2 separate regions of the Mus musculus genome follow, and region 1 is linked to region 2. A link is a loop called in an ENCODE intact Hi-C map of the cell type or tissue named here. Cell type or tissue: left cerebral cortex. All regions are shown on one strand. Region 1 has its middle 9.6 kb from the start of Igsf21. Region 2 overlaps Gm34074 (a long non-coding RNA gene).

Evidence for each region. A loop is a pair of places that touch in the nucleus more often than their neighbours do. Peaks named below come from ENCODE experiments on the same cell type or tissue, not always from the same donor. Only the 100,000 strongest peaks of a DNase experiment are listed, where the experiment ranks them.
Region 1: a loop joins it to region 2, with 2.5 times the contacts of the local background. A loop is called at or near these places in 2 of 42 quality-filtered maps.

What each region holds. Positions count from the first base shown.
Region 1 is chr4:140,255,112-140,257,611 of GRCm38, forward strand. No RefSeq gene overlaps it. Among named protein-coding and RNA genes, the nearest start is that of Igsf21, 9.6 kb to the left of the region's middle. In left cerebral cortex, no CTCF peak of the experiment used is centred here; DNase peaks (open chromatin) are centred at 1,000 and 1,527.
Region 2 is chr4:140,357,111-140,359,610 of GRCm38, forward strand. All of the region lies in intron 1 of Gm34074 (a long non-coding RNA gene), which reads left to right. Among named protein-coding and RNA genes, the nearest start is that of Gm34074, 3.0 kb to the left of the region's middle. In left cerebral cortex, CTCF peaks have their summits at 945 (motif pointing left) and 2,219 (motif pointing right); a DNase peak (open chromatin) is centred at 1,196.

The DNA.
Region 1 (2,500 bases), 100 kb before region 2:
TGGGGATCCAATTCAAGGCTTCATATATGCCAGGCACATGTCTGACCATGGAGCAACAGCCCTGGCCCTGTGCTGCTTTGTTTTGCTTTGTTTTGATACAGGGTCTTCCCATGGTATCTAGGCTGACCTTGAACCTAATGCTCCACCTTCCACCTCCTAAGTAGCTGGGGTTATAGTCTTGCACAGCCAGCTCACTCTCAGCCACAGGGCTTCATTTGCACTATTGCCTCTGACTGGAGCACCCCCCCCACACACACACATTCCCACTCCCTTGTCCCACCCCTACACAGGAGCACTTCTGCTCAGGAAGCTGGCCGATCCTTACTCAGGCTCAGAGAGCTCAGCATTGCTGCCGCATTGCTGCCACGGGCTCAGCACACCTGTGGCAATGGCTTCACAAGGCTCTCACTACGCTGTGCTGCCCCAGTGGGTGAGGGGGGTAAGAGAAGGGCAGAGTGCAGGGAGAAGGGAAGGCTGGTGTGAAGCCTCAGTCTGGGGTAGGGCTCTGACACAGCATGCAGGATAGTCGCTGTGCTGGGCAAGGCTATGGCAGTGGGGTGAGTGCTTAACCAAAAAAAACCAAACCAAAACAAAACACCAAAGGTGCTGGTCCTTGATCAGACACTTCTCCCCTCATCATAACCTCTGACTCTTAAATCATGAAGTGGCTCAGGGACTGGGAGTGCTTGGTGGTCATAGCCCCTGATGCTAGCAGGCGTCTGTCGGGAAGTGAGGCTCCGGGTGTGAGAGAGATCTGTGTGAAGAGGACATCCCAGCGCACTGAAAGCAAGGGTGCTCCCAGCACCTTCTTCTACAGAAGTCCAGAACTTTGTTATCATGACAGTCAAACCCTCCCTCCTCCTCACAGACCCCTTGCAATGTCAGGAGGGACGAGGTCTCTCCTGAGAGTCGTTCTTCTCAGTGGTTTGATAAGTCCCATATTTCACACCCCGAGTGGCTGCATTTCAGTGGTGGGTGAAGTGGTTTTATTTTTATCGAGCACGCAGGCATATAAATATGTACAAGGCACACAGAAGCACTTTAGGGTCTCTGAAAGGATGCTCTGAGAGAGAGGAGGGGGGACGGTGTGACAAGTTCACATGGGGATTCCATGGGGACAAAGATGCCAACACCTTCCATGGCCCATCTCCTAGAGGGATATCTGCCCTTATCTGCCTGAGCTGGCTTTCCCAGAGCAAAACTTAAACAATAAAGCAAGTTTTTAAAAGATCTGGGTTCCCACCTTGACACTGCCACATAGCAGTCCAGTGACCTTGGAAAAGGGATTCGCCCTGTGTCTAGCTTGGAATGGAGAGCTGTACCTGAGGTTAACTCTACCTCCCTAAAAGCTTCCATTTTTTTTCTCTTAAAGGACAAATGTGATGAAGAATTTTCAGCAAGCCCGGAGAATGCTAATATCCCAGGCATAAGAGGCTTATCAGGATTCCTCCCCAGCCGCGCTTCGTGATGGCGCGGGCCAGCTGCAGTAATGCCAGCAATGGATGCTTGGGGCGTTCCTGCCTCCTCACCCACGGGGAGAGGAGTTGGGGAAGGAGAGCAGCCGCAGATCTCCCGTGATAGGGCCTGGCGCTTTACATACATTACTGAACTTGAACATGGCAGTGGCAGTGCGTGGGAGGCACGATTCCTGCTTCTGGAAGAGGTCGGAGGTCGGAAAGACAAAAGCGGCTAATGAGCCGTAGGGCCCAGGCTTGAGCGAAGGTCACTTCGATGCTTTCCCAGAGGTGGCTGCGTGTAACTGCTCTCTCTTGGAAGGCCACATCACACCACGGAATGCCTAGCCACAACGTTCTACCACGGAGCTGCCAGAAGGGCCGACTCGTGGAAGTGAGGGATCTGGAGACATCTGTGGAAGCTGATTTTCCCTTTCTAGGGCTGGCTCTCATCAATCTTGGGCCAAAGCAGACTTTCATCCACTGGGGGGAGAAAGGGAGAGAGAGAGAGACAGACAGAGACAGAGACACACAGAGACACACAGAAAGACAGAGACAGAGACACACACAGAAAGACAGAGACAGAGACAAAGAGGGAGAAACAGAGAAAAAGAGACACACACAGAGAGACAGAGACAAAGAGAGACAGACACACAGAGAGAAAGACAAAGAGAAAGAGACAGAGACAAAGAGAGAGACAGAGACAAAAAGAGACAGAGAGACAGAGACAAAGAGAGACAGAAACAGACATAAAGAGGCAGAGAGACAGAGAGAAGAGAGACAGTGTGGCATGGGGGGCCATGTGAGAACAATTACAGCTCTGATTTGGGGGTACTGAGCTCAGCCCCTCAGCTCTGTCTCTTTCTCTCCCCTCCTCTCTATATCTTCCATCTTTCTTGTCTTAAGTTTTTTCCTTTTCTTTTCTAAACAGGGTCTCACTCTATAGTCCTGGTTGCCTGTAAGGAGAACTCTGGGTTCTTATGGAGTTGGAGAAGGCAGAGCCTAAGATGCTGGCATCAGCAAGCCACCAGGACAGTGGGCATCTA
Region 2 (2,500 bases):
GAGGAGACCCGAAGATGTCCCCCACTTAGCAAACTCCCTCTGCAGCTCAAGAGATGGCCCAGTTAGCAAAGCGTTTGCCATGCAAGTGTGGGAATCCAGGTGTGACTTTCTAGCACAAACATAAGAAGTCAGGCATGGCGGCACATGCTTGTGACCCCAGCTATGGATAGGCAGTCAGCAGGGTCCCTATCCAAGCTAAACCTATGAGCTCCGTGTTCAGGGAGAGACCCTGTCCCGAGAGCTAAAGTAGTGAGAGGCTGAGGAAGGCATTTGATGCTGACATCTGACAGACACATTCATTCTCTCTCTCTCTCTCTCTCTCTCTCTCTCTCTCTCTCTCTCTCTCACACACACACACACACACACACACCACATCACACAATACCACACCACTCCACACTCACATACACACTCACACACACTAACATATACTCTTTCACACACTCATACACATTCACACACGTACTCTCTCCCCCAAATTACACTCTAATACACTCTCTCACTCACACACAGACACTCTAACACATACACTCATACACACACACTCTAACACAAACATACACACTCACACATACACTCTCACACATATTCACACACACTCTCTCTGCCCCCAAAACATATACTAACACATACTCTCTGACTCAAACACACACTCTTACACACACTCTCACACACATACCCTTAAGCATACCACACACTCTAACACAAACACACATACTCTAAAACAAACACTCTTTAATACATACTCACATACACACTCTCTCACTTTCTTTCTCTTATACACACAACACATGCACACACACACACACACACACACACACAGTTTTTAGTGTTGTGTTGGCAATTCTGTCTGAGGGAACAGTGAGAGTTTCCCAAAACTCTGGCTGCAGTGAGCAAATATGACATCACAGGCAGGTGACCCCTGGTGGCCATCTTCTTTGTGTGTCCTGAAGCTTTCTGCTCACAAAGTTCCACCGTCCTCCTCATCAGCTACTTGGTGCTCCCCCTAACCCTAACCCTAACTCTAACCCTGACCCATTCATGGCTCTAGAGTGTCTCCCCAGCATCCCTTCCCCCGAAAGCTGAGTCTGATAGCGTTTTCCACACATGGAGACATGTTTGCCCTGGGCAGAGCCTGGGGATCTGTAGGACAAGAGGCCTTCTGTGAAAACACTGGGGAGAGTCAGCACCACGGACAGCTCCCTCCGGGCTCCAGGCTTCCTCAGCCTACTGGGGAGGGACAGATCCTGCTCTAGGGGCTACTGTGAGACAGGAGGATGCCAGTTTGCTGTCTGCTGAGGCAAGTGGGAGATGGGAGTGAAGGGGAAAGGCAGGGATGGAGAGAGGGGAGAACGGAATCTGGCATTAGCTCATCCAGCTGTGAACCAGACACTGGTTGAGCAGCTGTCTCCACACGGGCTCAGTATAATTAGCCTGTCTTATAAGACCACAGCAAGCCCTGGGGCAGCAGTTCTCAACCTTCCCAATGCTGCGACCCCTCAACACAGCTCCTCATGCTATGCTGACCCCCCAACCAAAAGTCGTTTTCATTGCTACTTCGTAACTGTAATTTTGCTATCGTGATGAGTCGTAATCTAAATATCTGTAGATCCTGGTACAGTGCGAAGGATGGAGCTCAGTCAGCAAACTTCAGCTTACTCTGCAGGCTGCTCAACCCATGGTCATCAGAAGAAGCTGACCACCACCTTCCCTTGTATCACCCGCTCTGTGCCAAAGGACCCGCTCCTCTAGCCCCTAAGGCATGAAGCCCTGAGCCACCTGTCAGAGGAGCTGGGAGCAGCTCCCTAGTGATGGAGGACAGCCCCGTGCCAACTGCTACCCTTTCCTGAACTATGGGGCATCCAACAGGCAAAGCTACAAGAGACAGCCTCACCCTTTCCAGCTGGCTGTCCCTGAGACGGAGGGATGGGACTGTCGGCATGAGTTGGAAGTGAGCCACCAGTTGCCTGAGTGAAGTGGACATTGGATGCCAAGGGATAGCCTCATTCCCTGCTTAGCTCTGCATGTGGGAAGTACCCAGTGCAGGCATGGACAGAAGGAAAGGCTCAGATTGGGCACAAGTCAGGCCTATGGAGCATCCTGCTTCATGCCTTCCTCTGCTTCATGATTTGGGGAAAACACACCCTTCCTTTTTTTTTAAGATTTATTTATTATTATATCTAAGTATACTGTAGCTGTCTTCAGATGCACCAGAAGAGGGCATCAGATCTCATTACAGATGGTTGTGAGTCACCATGTGGTTGCTGGGATTTGAACTCAGGACCTTCGGAAGTGCAGTCGGTGCTCTTAACCACTGAGCCATCTCTCCAGCCCCGAAAACACACCCTTCTTATGCCCCTTTACTTTGTTCATTGGGGGACATAGGGATTCTAATAGAACTTCGCTTTAGGATCAGGGCAGGTCCAAAGAACACAAGAGCTTATGCAGATACTCTGCAGCCCTCCCAGCAGCCCTTTGGAATAGACACAGAGAAGTCGAG